Regions from separate parts of the Homo sapiens genome. Here region 2 is linked to region 1. The links are chromatin contacts, found by Hi-C or POLR2A ChIA-PET in ENCODE. All regions are on one chromosome and are shown on one strand. The core of a region is the stretch at or near the end of the contact, and the rest is flanking DNA. Distances in the headings are between cores, read along the strand shown. Region 1 has its middle 16 kb from the start of SLF2. Region 2 overlaps PDZD7 (PDZ domain containing 7).

What was found. Hi-C counts contacts between places; a loop is a spot of excess contacts on that map. ChIA-PET counts read pairs that join two places held with the same protein, here RNA polymerase II (POLR2A). Pooled maps may share reads with other maps.
Region 2: a pooled map shows a loop between it and region 1 (3-fold over the local background). The contact joins two enhancer-like sites. A Hi-C loop is called at or near these places in 1 of 168 maps with a recorded cell type or tissue (PC-9) and 2 of 50 pooled maps. POLR2A ChIA-PET finds 5 or more read pairs at or near these places in 4 of 52 experiments (AG04449, HEK293T, IMR-90 and 1 more).

Annotation. Positions count from the first base shown.
Region 1 is chr10:100,892,949-100,900,206 of GRCh38, forward strand. No RefSeq gene overlaps it. Among named protein-coding and RNA genes, the nearest start is that of SLF2, 16 kb to the right of the region's middle. Within about 2 kb of position 2,548, at least 2 of the 41 ENCODE cell types and tissues checked have a DNase peak (open chromatin) inside an H3K27ac peak, as active enhancers do.
Region 2 is chr10:101,010,220-101,017,477 of GRCh38, forward strand. It overlaps PDZD7 (PDZ domain containing 7), which reads right to left. Exons shown (of 17, transcript NM_001195263.2): 10 at 6,158-6,208; 11 at 5,417-5,592; 12 at 1,948-2,039; 13 at 1,706-1,797; 14 at 1,471-1,542; 15 at 53-664. Among named protein-coding and RNA genes, the nearest start is that of LZTS2, 14 kb to the left of the region's middle. RefSeq lists enhancers at 2,925-3,054, 4,023-4,072. Within about 2 kb of position 2,737, at least 22 of the 41 ENCODE cell types and tissues checked have a DNase peak (open chromatin) inside an H3K27ac peak, as active enhancers do.

The sequences.
Region 1 (7,258 bases), core at 1,298-3,797:
GACTTGTCTTCCTAGACAACAGAATGTACTATAAAACCACCGTAATTAAATCAATTTGGTATTGGCATGGGAATAGATAAATGGATCACTGGAATAAAATAGAGAACCCAGAAATAGACCAAGTATATACATGAAAATTTACTATATGACATACTTCGTGTTTCAATTCCATGAAAGAATGGATTATTTAATAAATGGCACCAAGACAACTTCCATCTGGAAGAAAATAAAATGGGACTCCTATTTTATACCACATACAAATATAAACTCCATATAGATTAAAAACAAATGTAAAAAATAAGACAATAACAACTTGGAAATTTAGGAGGCTACATGTTCAATATGGAGGCAGGAAGGGAGGTGCTTTGTAAACCAAGACTGGAAATCCAGAAGCTATAAAAGAAAATATAGACACATTTTATTTTACCTTATAACAATTAAAAAACACTTTTGTATGGCAAAAGATAAAACAAAGTCAGTAGACAAACAACAGATTTGGGAGAAAATATTTGTAATGTATAGGACAGATGATTTTTTAAAAATAAAAAGATTTTATAAACGGACAAAAGGGATACAAATAATAGAAAAATAGGCAAAGGGCATCAACAGACACCTCACAAAAGAGCATATTTAAATGGTCAACACACATAGGGAAAGAAGCTCAAAATTATTAGTATTCAGAGAGATGCAAATTAAAATACAATGAGATATTATTTTATACCTTTTAGACTAGCAAAAATTAAAATGAGGGTAATTTCCATTGCTGACAGGGATAGAAGGAAAACAGTTTTTATACTGCTGGTAGAAATGCAAATTTCCACAACCCTCTATAATCTGGAAACATCTTTAGAAATTGAAAATATATATTCCCTTTGACCCATCAATCACACTCTTATATCCCATAGAAGAGCAAATGCCAAGAGATTATACATACATACGTACACACACACACACACACACACACACACACACACACACACACACACACACACATACATATTAGGATTGTTTGTACTGGCCATTCTTCTCCCCATCCCTGAGGAAAAAAGACAGAAACAAATTAAAACCCAGTAATAGGCACCGAGTGGTATGCTAGTTAAAACCAGGAAAAAGCCCTGGTTTGCAGTGTTTGCAGATTTCTATGATGTGAATATTCCCGTCATGCCTCATTTCAAGCTACCAGCCTGATGTCACTGAGTGCCAGGTTGGAAAGAAATGTGAACAATCAGCTCCAGAAATCCAGGAGCTCCAGCTGAGCCACACCTTGAATAAGTTATATATAGCACAGCCACACCTCTGGCTATTAAAAAGAATGACGGGCCAGACATGGTGGCTCACACCTGTAATCCAAGCACCTTGGGAGGCTGACGCAGGCTGATTGCTTGAGTACAGGAGTTCAAGACCAGCCTGGGCAACATGACAAAACCCCATCTCTATAAAAAAAAATACAAAGAATTAGCCAGGCATGGTGGCTTGTGCTTGTAGTCCCAGCTACTCAGGAGGCTGAGGTAGGAGGATCACCTGAACCTGGGAGGTCAAGGCCACAGTGAGCCAAGATCTTGTCCCTCCACTCCAGCCTGGGCGACAGAGTGAGACTCCATCTCAAAAAAAAAAAAGAATGAGATTGTATTGCAGAAGTTTGCTTGGTAGATTTCCAAGGTATTGTTGAGGGAAAAAAAAAAGCAAGTGGCAGAAAAGTGTATAATATCATATAATCATATTTTTTGAAATATATATAGACAAAAAAATCTATATATGTATGTGTGCATTCTATTTGCATATGATTGTATGACTTTGAGAAGATGGGGAGGAGGAAGCCAAGCAAAAAGAGGAAGTAAAAAGGGCACATTTATGCATTATACATATGTATATAGAAGTAAGATTCTTTTTAACCAAAAAAAGAAAGAAAAATATATTGAGCCCTTGAAACATGCCCTGTTCTGTATCAGCTGCTTGGGAATATAGGAACACGTGAGACATGGTTTCATTCTTACATCTAGCTGAAAATATAAAAGCAAATGATCACAGGATTATTTACATATTTATTTATTTGAGACAGAATCTCACTCTGTCACCCAGCCTGGAGTGCAGTGGCTCAGTCTCAGCTCACTGCAACCTCTGCCTCCTGGGCTTGATTGAGCAATCCTCTCACTTCAGCCTCCAAAGTAGCTGGGACTACTGGCGTGTGCCACTATGCCCGGCTAGTTTTTGTAGCTTTAGTAGAGACGGGGTTTCTCCATGTTGGTCAGGCTGGTCTCAAACTCCTGGACTCAAGTGATCCACCCGCCTCAGCTTCCCAAAATGCTGGGATTACAGGCGTGAGCCACCGCACCCAGACCACAGGGTAATTTATTATCTCCAAGTAGGTGTGAAATAAATGCCACAATGGAAGGACAAGCAAAATAATAGAAGGGCTGGGGTTTTCGTTGTTGTAGTTGTTTTTTAAATAAGCCCCAAGGATCCTCCTCCACCCAAGCTTGCTGCCAAGTCTAGATCTCCTTCACCTTCTTGCAGTGGGTCCTGGAACCAGCCTGCTTTCCTCTCCTTGGGGAGGTACCTTTGCCAGCCTCCCCAGCTCCTCCTTTCTTGCTGCTCCCCAAAGACAAATACATTTTATTTTAAAGCTTTTATTGCTTTGCTGCTACTGATTTACTGCTAATCACCATGGAAACAGACGTGGAAAATATAAACAACACGATTGAGGAAGCCACACATAATCAAGAATCTTACAGGTGTAACAAGGTTTGGTTCCCCCGCCTGCCTCTTGACTCCTTTATTTTTGGTTTGTCTTTTTTTCTTTCTTTTTAAATTTTTTTTGCAGTTCTCCCATCTGTGCCATCGACTCCTTTCTGAAATGGTTACTGGAAGCCCTCACTGGGTGCTACCCTCCCTTTCAACTCTCTCTCCTTTCTCTCTCCCTCTCTCCCTCCCTCCCTCTCTCTCTCCTTGGGTAGCCAACTATCCATCAAGCAAGACCCACTCAGAGTGGCCATCAGCTTTACATTGGGGAGGGGGCCTCTCACCTCACAGGAGTTCTGTTCTCCCAGGCCTCTCTTTTATTGGGTTTTCATCTCTGTATAACACATTAACAAATAGGCCAGACAGGTAATCTGTGTGTCTCCAAACCAAGGATTAGCTAAAGCCCAGTAAATCCCAGTTGGCCCCAGCAGCCTTTGTCTTCAGGAAGCACCAGCCCCTGATGAATTCTCCACTCAGAGAAGTCCCCTCAGCCCATCAAAGTCCCCCATCACCACCTGATACCCCTCCTCTCCAAACATTGTAGTCTCCTTGCTGCCAACTGGCCACTTTTTGTCCGGCTCTGTGTTCCAGTGAGCATCCTCCGCCCGGGAAAGGCTAGCTTTTTTTTTTTTTTAAGACAGAATCTCACTCTGTTGCCCAGGCTGGAGTGCACTGGAGTGCAGTGGCATGATCTCAGCTCACTACAATCTCCATCTCCCGGGTTCAAGTGATTCTCCTCCCTCAGCCCCCCGAGTAGCTGGGATTACAGGTGGCCACCACCACGTATGACTAATTTTTGTATTTTTTAGTAGAGACAGGGTTTCACCATGTTGGCCAGGCTAGTCTCGAACTCCTGTCCTTAAGTGATCCGCCCGCCTCAGCCTTCCCAAGTGCTGGGATTACAGGAGTGAGCCACCGCACCTGGCCAAAGCTGGCTTTTATGCTGGTACCATTGCTACCTCCCATTTAAACACAGCTTATGAAAACTCACTGTGCTCAATATCTTTAAATGATTGTATCTACATTTCATTTACTTATGTATGTATTTATTTATTTATTTTAGAAACAGAATCTCTGTCACCCAGGCTGGAGTGTAGTGGTACAATCATAGCTCACTGCAGCCTCAAACTCCTGAGTTCAAGCAATCCTCCTACCTCAGCCTTCCAAGTAACTAGGGCTATAGGAGCATGCCGTCATGCCCAGCTAATTTTTTTTTTTTTTTTGGTAGAGAAGGAAGTCTTGATATGTTGCCCAGGCTGATCTCGAACTCCTGGCCTCAAGTAATCTTCCCATTTCTGCCTCCCAAAGTGCTGGGATTACAGGCACGAGCCACCATGCCCGGCCCCACGTCCACATTTTATATTGACCCAGCTTGCCAGAATATTTACATAAAGCTCTGAATCACACAAGAAGACAGCCCAGAGGGTCTGTTTACATAGGAAAAAGAGCTGATGATTTATTAGAGGGTCTGAGGTAATGTCAATTCCAGGGGGTCAGCTGGAAAAGAGAAAAATAGGGGTTGGAATCTTAATAGTCAGATGAATGTCAAGCAAGCCCCATCTGACAAGGGGAACACAGGTCAGAGGTGGCAGCAGCAGGACAGAGGAATCAAAGGAAACTGCAGTGAATCAAGGGTGAAGCTTCAGACTGGGCAGCAATATCTCAGTAGCCTACACCGAGGTGAGACCACACACAACCATACAACTGACGAGTGACATTCTTGGACAAGGCCTAACTGTCCACTGCCTGCACTTTATATTTTATGTTGTTTTTAACCTTCATTGTTTTCCTGATTACAAAAATAACTCATACTCATTGTGAAAATGTCAAAAGTTACAGAAACATATAAGGTAGATGTTAAAATCCTGTCTTTCAGAGATATAACCACTTTTAAGTTGAGGTGTATTTATCCAGATTGCTTTCCCTGCATATATGAATATTTAATAGATATAAATATATATGTAAAGTTTACAAAATTTATTTTTATAATAAAATTAAAAATGTAAATATAATATAAAAATATAATATAAATTTTGAAATTTATATAAAATATTTTTATAAAATCATAGCCAGACTTAGAACTTAAGCAACCCTAAGCCTAAAAATGGTTACTCTGTCCCCTGGCCCTACACATGTATAATTCAAAATTAAAATACTAAACAAAAAAAAAATAAGCAAAAAGTCAAAGTTTTAATTTTTTCTTTAATATTTATTTCAGTATTTTTTAAATGTATTCTTTCAAAAAGTTGTGGGGTTTTTTAGGTTTTTGTGTCTGGTTTTTTTTTTTTTTTTTGTCTTTTGCTTTCTTGGTGCCCCAAGCATATACCTGATTTGCAAATTAGATAATCTAACAATTCATACAGTACATATTACACATTGTCTTGCAACTTTTTTTTTCTTTCACATAAGATATATTTGGGGATCTGTCTATGTCTGTATCTAAGCATGACTGTGCCTGGCAGGCGTGTGAGCTCCTCTCCAGAGAAAAACAGAGTCTTTCAAATGCTGGTGCCTGTAGCCAAGGGTTAGGATCTTGGAGGAATTTTTCATGGCTTTAATAAATTAGTGTTACAACCACTAACTGGCAAGGAAGGTTTCTCCAGATTCAGAATTGAGTTCACAAGCAACTGAACTGCCTTCAAATCTTTATGGGAGGAGGTGAGATATAAATGAACTCATTCATTTATTTACATGTAGTTCAACTCAGGAGCAATGAATGTTCTCTTCATAATTAGGAGAGTGTGATGTGAATCCATTGGTGAGAAAAAATAATAATATTTAGGAGTGAAGGTAAAAATCATCAAAGTTTCATTAGTACAAGTTTTTCCTTTGTCTTAACTCTGTTAGAGAGAGAATGTAGAATTGGACTGTGTCGTAAATTGGTTATTTAACTATTACTTAAATATAGTACTTTTGTCTCTGATTTCTAATTGTATTGCATTGTAGACAGAGAGTATTATTTGTGTGCTATCCATTTATTGACATCTCATTGAATCCTTCCATGGCTTAGAACAGTCATTCTTTCTAAATATTCTGCATGTGCATGAAAAGAGCGTATATTAATACTGCAATTTTGTCCACCATCCTGAGTAAAAGAAAAAAGCAGAAGACTAAAGCCCATATTCTTATTTGAAATTAGCATTGAGAGATATGCTTTCATATATTGTAAATCCTGAAATTCACTTGGCTGAAACGCTCAAAGCCTTTTGCAGAAAAGAAAAATTTTTAATTATAAATGGTTTTTAAAACTTTCCAACAGAATAAAAGATTATAAAGTTGAAAGTAGTAATTCCTGCCAGGCACAGTGGCTCACGCCTGTAATCCCAGCACTTTAGGAGGCCGAGGTGGGTGGATCACCTGAGGTCAGGAGTTCGAGACCAGCCTGGCCAACATGGTGAAACCCTGTCTCTATTAAAAATACAAAAATTAGCCGGCCCTGGTGGCACATGCCTGTGATCCCAGCTACTCAGGAGGCTGAGGCGGGAGAGTCGCTTGAACTTGGGAGGTGGAGGTTGCAGTGAGCCGAGATCGCGCCATTGCACTCCAGCCTGGGCAATACAAGTGAAACTCCATCTCAAAAAAAAAAAAGAAAGTAGTAATTCCTTGGTGCCTCCCTCAGTATTTCTCAATCTTAGAGAGCTGAGTGGGGTGAGGCACTAACAGTCTTATGTTATTTCTTTCCAGACATTTTCTATGTATATACAAGAATATGTAAGAAAACATTGCATGGCTATCCTTAAAAAGAAAACCCACATACAAATGGAATTTCACAATATGCATGTTATTGTAGACTTTGCTTTTTTCACTTTCATAATTCACTAAAATATCTCAGTTATCTTTTCATGTCAGCACCTTTAGATCCTCTCCAGGCTTTTTTTTTTTTTTTTGAGACAGAGTATCGCTCTTTTGACCAGGCTAGAGTAGTGAAGTGGCAAGATCTCAGCTCACTGCATCCTCTGCCCCCAGGGTTCAAGCGATTCTCCTGCCTTGGCCTCCTGAGTAGCTAGGTTTATAGGTGCCCGCCACCATGCCTGGCTAATTTTTGTATTTTTAGTAGAGACGGGATTTTTGCCCTGTAGGCCAGGCTGGTCTCGAACTCCTGACCTCAAGTGGTCCACCCACCTTGGCCTTCCAGAGTGTTGGGATTACAGGCATAAACCACCGTGCCCAGCCCTCTCCAGTCTTTTTAATGGTTGTCTGCTATTCCATGGTAAAGCTGTTCTGTAATTTATTTAATAATTCCTTTTTGGTGGACACCTGACTCGTTCCCAGTTTGGCTATTGCAGACAATGCTGCTTCGAAACCTTTGTTCACACATGAATTTTGCTGCTGCTTGGCCCTTTCTCAAGACCAACTGCTACCTCCCAAGTGTACCTCACCCAAAGCTCTCTTCTTCCTTCTTTGCTGCAGACCTAGGTACTGAAACTGCTTCCTCTCCTTTGGAGGTTGCCACCCATCCTCTGGGGTCCTTTCCCCTAAGCCTGGCTTAGAAACAGCATGTAGCTTCCTAAACTCCCTG
Region 2 (7,258 bases), core at 1,487-3,986, 120 kb after region 1:
AGGCCCAGGCTTCCTAGTGTCCTCTGCCGGGCCCAGTCCCACGTGGACTCACCTAAGGACTGCTTCATCTTGGACAGTGTCACTGTCTTCAGCTCGCCACTGGGGTTCTTCATGGCTGCCTCCTTGGCCGTCCCCTCAGTTCCACTCTCCGAGGGCCCTTGCTTGGCCCCCACCTTGGCTGCCTCCCCATCCAGAGGTCGTGGCAGAGGGGGTCTGGCCTTCCGAGGCTTGTGGTAGCGCCCATTGGTCATGCTGGGGGCAGGGGTAGGCACCGGGGATGGGGAGCGTCTACCTGGAGACTTGCCTTGACCCCGGCTGCTGCGGCTGCGGCTGCGGCTACGGCTGCGGCTACGGCTCTGAGCCCGGCCCCGGATCTGGCTCTGCGGAGGGTGCTCTCGGCTCAGGGGTTCTGTCAGCAGCCAGTTAGGCCGCAGGGGCCGGGGAGCCACGGGGGGTAGCTGGGGAGGGGGTGTGCAGGCAATTCGGAGGGGGGTGAAGGCATCTACTGGCACGTCTTGTAGAGGGGGGATCCCTTTATGGGGGTGGCGAGGGGCAGAGGCACTTGGGGAGACCTTGAGGGCCCCCAGCCGCTCCCTCAGCTCCCCATTATCTTCCTCTTCCGGGAAGCCGTTCACCGGCAGCAGGTAGAAGCCTCCGCGGCTGTCTGGGGAAGAGCGCCAAGGTCAGCTGCCCACTCCTCCCCTCTCCAGGACCCAGGCCTTGCTTTGGTTTGTGTGGGGCCTGTGAGAGCCAGGCCCGAGTTTGTTCAGGCACCACTGCAGTGCGGCCCACCCACCGGGGAGGCAGACAGACATGTTCTATTAGAATCGCTTATTTATTTATTTGAGATGGAATCTCACTCTGTTGCCCAGGCGTGGTGGCGCGATTTTGGCTCACTGCAACCTCCACCTCCCAGGTTCAAGCGAGTCTCCTGCCTCAGCCTCCCGGAGTAGCTGGGATTACAGGCGTGCACCAAAAAGCCCAGGTCATTTTTGTATTTTTAGTAGAGACGGGGTTTCGCCATGTTGGCCAGGTTGGTCTCTACTCCTCACCTCAAGCGATCCACCCGCCTCAGCCTCCCAAAGTGCTGGGATTACAGGCGTGAGCCACCGCGCCCGGCCTAGAATTACATTTTAATGCTTCCTGCTGGAATCGTTACCGTTCTATTTTAATGTGTCTAAGAAAAAATACGACTAGCACACCAAACGTAATTTCTCAGAGGTTACTGCATAGAATGAGACTAGATTTTAAAAGTGAGTGGGTTTCAAACCAACTATTAAGTAATAGTACAGGTGGTGACCAGCAGATGTGATAAAATGGCTCTGGTGGACAAGAGCTTTCCTTCAGGGAACCACAATGTGCCTGGAAGCCACAACTGCCCCTAGTGGGGAAAGAAGTAGAAGGCCCATCCTCCTTTCCCTAATCTCCCCAGGGCTGTGCCCCTCCCTGGGCTCTGGGACTCTGACTGACCAGGCACGGGGGTGATAAGGTGACGCTTGGGTGGCGTGTCCTGCCGGGCTGGTCTCAAAGCAGGAGGCCGGACTGGTTGGAGAGATGAACAGGTCAGCGGCAAGGTACCCCGCCAGGCTCCGGGACGGAGGCAGCTCAAGGGGCTCGGCAATCTCTGCAGCCCTCTCCACCACGGGGTCCCATCCCCACCCCCAGCAGGGCTCAGGACCCAGAAGCCCCGCCCCCCACTGCTGACCTGCCCTGCTCTTGAGGGCCTCAAAAGCCTCCAGCTCCACAAGCATCACCATGCTGTCGAAGCGGCCCAGGTCTGTGGGGGCCACCACACTCCTGGGAGAGGGCGAGAGACAGCAGGGGTGGGAGGGGCAGGCAGGATTTCAGTTCCGGAGGTGCCAGGATGCCCTTCAGCCCTCGGGAGGTTGGGGGTGGTACCAGGGATCCCCTTCCTGCCCCCAAGCCCTCTCTGCAACCTCCTCCCACCTGATGTCCTGCAGCAGTAGCAGCTTCTCCGGCCTGTCGAGGATGGCCAGCAGGGGCCTCACCAGGTCCTCTATGCCTCCCTCGTGCACATACTGCAGATAGAGGCAGCACAGGTCAGACAGCAGTGGGGGCTTCCAGAGCTGAGTGAGGGGGACACCAGGGCATGCAGGTGTTTCTTCTACGCATGTAGGGACCTATCCAGCCCTGCGTGCCTTGGGAAAGGTTCACTCCACCCCCAGCTGCCACAGGGTGGTCTGATCTTGGTGACAGGGTGGAAGCCTGCAGTAATAACAGACCTGCAATAAATGGCAACAGCATCGATAACAGCTTTGGGACAGACACTTTTCTAAGCCTTTTACATACTGTCTCTCAGCAACCACCCTGAGAAATGGCATTAATTATTCCCGTTTTACAGATGCGGAAACAGGCTCAGAGAGAAGGACTTCACTCAAAGCCACACAGATAAGGAAGTGTGAAGAGGGACTGGAACCCGGGAAGTCTAACTCTTGCCTGCTCTGGTGCCGGAAAAGGATGTGCAGGGAGTGGACTCTCCTCCCCACCCCCACATCCCAGGCAGAAGGAAGGAATTTGAGCCAAACTCTAGGCTGTGTGCCTGGCTGTCCCAGCATATGTCTGCACACAGACCTACAAATTAGGCTTTGTTCGGGGCTAGAATAGGAGCCTTGGGGAAGGGCCTCTCCAATCAGTTCCCTTGGAGGGGGGCGGGGTGGAGCCCCTTCTGCCTGGCACTGCCCGGATGCCACCAGCCACACCCCACTGACTCTGAAGACCTGAACACTGGGAGCCATCCCATTTGGACAGCACATCGCCCCCTCGTGGCAAGAGGGAGACTGAGTCAGGGACACGCACGCATAGAACACTTTCTATGGGCACAGGCACAGAGACAGAGCATGCCTTGGTGGTCAGAGTGAGTCATTCATAAATATCTGGAAATAAATACAATACAAATGATGTGTGTGGCCCCAAACCACACACAGTTACAGCGACTCACACATACACATATCAATAATACATTCCCTTTTGTCTGGAGAGACACATGTGGTGCAGAACCAGCCTCATATGTGCACACGCTTTAAGTCCATGGACTTGGATTCGGTACCTACTAAGTGCCAGGCCCTGTACTGGCCAGCAGGGGCACAATGATCCTGTCTCAGATCTTCAGGAACTGGGTCTAGTGGGAGCGAGGGGAAGATGAGTCACATACCCTGGTGAACTACAAACCATGGGCAATGGGGCACAGGGAGTCTCAGAGGAAGGTGGGAAGATCCCAGTGGGCTTCATGGAGGTGGTGGTATTTTGACTGACTCTTAGAAGATAGACGTAGGGAACAGCACAAAAGTTGGGAAGAAAGTGTTGCAAAGGTGGTGTGGAAAAACGAGTAGATAGTGGTTTAAACGTGGCCATGGGGTCCATGAAGAGCCTCCCTGCAGGGCTGCTGCACAGGCTGTGACTATATGAGTAGCGTCTCTGAGGTTGTGCAGGTTGTAACCTGTATAAACCTATGCGGCGGCCGTGGGAAAGTGGAGGTTGGTGGGTTAGGGAGTTGAATCTGGGAGGACCTCGAATGTGAGAGCCAAAGACAATGGGTCACCTCTGCCAAAGACAATGGGTCACCAGGTGGCCTGGGGAGTGTACAGCGATCAGACAGGGGTTTCTTTTCTTTCTTTTTTTTTTTTTTTTGAGATGGATTTTCGCTCTTGTTCTCAGGTTGGAGTGCAATGGCACGATCTTGGCTCACTGCAACCTCCACCTCCAGGGTTCAAGCGATTCTCCTGCCTCAGCCTACCGAGTAGCTGGGATTACAGGCGCCCACCACCATGCCCAGCTATTTTTTTTTTTTTTTGTATTTTTAGTAGAGATGGGGTTTCACCATGTTGGACAGGCTGGTCTCGAACTCCTGACTACAGGTGATCCGCTCACCTCGGCCACCCAAAGTGCTGGGATTACAGGCGTGAGCCACCGTGCCTGGCCAACCAGACAGGGGTTTCTGATTCCTGGTCTGGCAGCTGTAGAGAGATGGCTCACATGGGGAGAGAAGGGAAGCCTGGAGTTCAGGGCTACATGCCCCAGTCACTAGGAGAACTTTACTCATCACTCCAGCCAGGGCTCCATCGCAGAGGGTCTGATCTCTTGGTGTGGGGGGCTTGGGTCAGGTTTGGGTGGTGGTTGAGCTCGGCAGGTGGTATGGGGGCACAAGTGGGAGGTTTGGGCAGAGGAGAAGGGAGGGATGAGGGAAAAGGAGCCTCCAAAGAGACAGACCCAGAGCCCCACCTCGTGGCCAAAGCCTGCATTGCCGGCCCACTGGAGGCTGGTACACGCTGCCCTACTTAGCGCTGGGAGCTAAGGGTGACACTTTCTGAGTTTAGCCCAAAGCCCCTTAGCTTCCCCCAGCACACACCCCTATCTGCAGCTCTGCTGCAAACCGGGCCTTGATAACAGGATGCATAAATGACCATGTCTCAGTCTCCAGGTGACAATGCATGGACACACACACACACACACACACACGCTAGCCAGACACGTGCTTGCTCACATGCACACACACACACACAATCATGCAGTCATATCAGTACAAACCAGGTACCCCACAGACACGCCAGTGCACACACCACACAGACATACAACACAGCCCCACTTTGAGTAAGATGAAGGGTGAGGGAATCCACAAACAATTTTTCAAGACCCCCCAGCTCGCCCTCACACACAGTGTGCAGACTCCTCACAAAGAGCCCAGTGTACACACACAGGCCTTCCTGAGACAGGGACAGGAGAGGACCTGCCAGTCCTGGAGTGAGTGACCTGTGCCCCACAGCCTCCCCAACAGGTGGGCCCCAGAGACTCCTTCAAATCTGACTCTCTCTCCACCCTGGGGCGCTCTGGTTCTTTTTGAAGTGGAAGAGAACAGAGAACGACAGTTTAGGTGTTGGGGGAGGCAAAGGATTACTTACTTGGGCAACAGGGGAGAGGACCTGGCATGAAGCCAGGCTTACTGGCTGACCTAGGAGCAGAGGGTGGCATGCAGTGAAGGATGGAGGCTTGCAGAGGGCAGAGGCAGGCGACTGCAGGGACTCACTTTCCCCACGTGGCACCTGTCCGCTCCTTCTCTTCTCAGCTTAAATATCACCTCCTCTAGGAGGGCCTCCCAGCCCACACCATCTAATGTGTGTCTCCTGGGTTACCGTCTCATGTTCTTTTTCTTCAGCTCTTCATGTGACTCATCACCATGGGCGTTTAGGTTCTAGTGATTTTCTAGCTCTTCTTCCTGTGAGCTGGCAGATGTGTGTGTGTGTGTGTGTGTGTGTGTGACAGGAGTGACTTCTGATTTTACTGACCACTAGCCTCCTGGTGTCAAGCCCAGACACTGGTCAGTGGACAGTGGCCTGAATGAATGATGGGCTGGGTGACTGAAGGACCGTGTGCCAGGGCTGCGGATGGGATGAAGGCTTACCCGGGAGCAGTGGCGGGTGACAGCCAGCACCTCGTCATCAGTCAGCAGCCTCTGGGCCAGGTCCTGAATGAGGGGCCGCCGGCTCTCCCAGGCCTGAACCTGCTCATCCACATTAGGCAGCTGGCTGGAGGGACTCCCAGACCTGGCAGACAGCAGGGCCCGGCCCCTCTCCTGGTCTGCAGGGCAGGAACCATCAGGGGAGGGGAGAGGGGCTTCCCTCAGCAGGGCTGGGCCCCAGAATTGGCCAGCTGAGAGCCCAGGTACCTGGGGCAGAATCCTAGCCTAGCCTATATGCTCCCCACCATGGTAGCCCACAGCAACCTGCCCACCAATGCAGCACAAACCCCAGCCCTCAGCCCCAACATGGACCCCTATACCAGTCTGTTTCTTAATGGGGTCTTAGCCCAGTGCCCCCAGGGCCCCCTGAACATGCACTGTCATAGTAGTCTGTTGCCCAGTGGAGGCCCAGCACAGGCTCCCTCATCACCCCCAAATATATCTTTGGGAGTCCCAACACAAGCTCCTAAAATGCATCCCAATATCTGTCTGCCACCCTATCTTTCCTAGTCAGCTTAGTCCAATTCTTTTAGCTGCCCCCAATACATACCATTCTAGCTGCCTGATCCCCCATGCTTGACCCTGACTGAATTTAGTCCAGAGCCACTCAGCTGGCCCCCAGTATGCACCCTCATCTGCCGCTCTACTGTAAACTAGGCCTTGGTAAAGGGATGCATGAATTACCACGTCTCAGTCTCCAGGTGACAAACTTCTGTACCGGGCCCACGCCCCCTGCTATGAAGAAGAAAGAGGCTCAGCTGCAGGCCTTGGCCCCCAGTCTGAAAATGGGGTTCAGGAGGGCTCAGGACAAGCTGGAATGGAGAATTCAGACTGGAAGTAGGTGGGATAGGGAGGCAAGAGGCCTGGCCCTGAGGGGCTTGAAGGCAATGCTCAGGCTATGGACTTCCTTCATAGGCAATGGGGAGTCAGGACGGTTTTGGATCAAAACAGGGTGCAGTCTGAGCACTGCTTATGCAAATTCACTTGGAAGCAAATGTATGGAGGGAAGAACCTCAGGGACAGAGCTTGGAGAAGTACCTACCTTCAGGGGACAGAGGGAAAAAGAGGAGCCTTGGAAGGAGATAGAGGAGTGGCCAGAGAGGTGGGAGGAGAACCAGCAGAGGGCAGGGACTTGGGAACTGTGGGAAGAGAGATGCACTGACGGAGAGGGGCCAGGCAGCCGTAATTGGAAGGGATTGTCTCTCCCATGGTACAATCACCTTGAGACCCCAGAACATCCCACCCCAGGGCAAAGCAGGGTCCAGCTCCTCATCCTCTGGTTGTTTTGTTGATCCGACATCCACCCCCCTCTTCTGAAAACAGCACCCTGATTTTCCCCTGGGGACCCACCCCACTCTGTTCTTAGCCCGTGTACTCCAGGGTGGGTACATGACCCAGGCTGGCCAACAAAAGCACTTTCCCTCCCACATCACAGCGATTTATTCTGCATGGCACAGGATCTCAGCTGGGCCAGGGAGAGCCTACCCTGGGACTTCAGCTGGAACTATTTAAGGAGAAGCACTTTCCCCTGGGGTTGCTATGCAATAGAGGTCATCTTACCCCCAGGTGGGCAAAGCCCCACAATAGCGAAGTCAACTCATGGGAGAGATGGAGGGGGACAGATGTCTGATGATGTTGCTCAGATGTTTAGACCCAGCTTAAATCAGCAGCTGAGCCAAGACGTGCTTTATTTTTCTTTTACTTTTTTTTTTTCTTTAGAGACAGGGTCTTGCTATGTTGCCCAGGCTGGTCTTAAACTCCTGGGCTCAAGTGATCTTGCTGCTT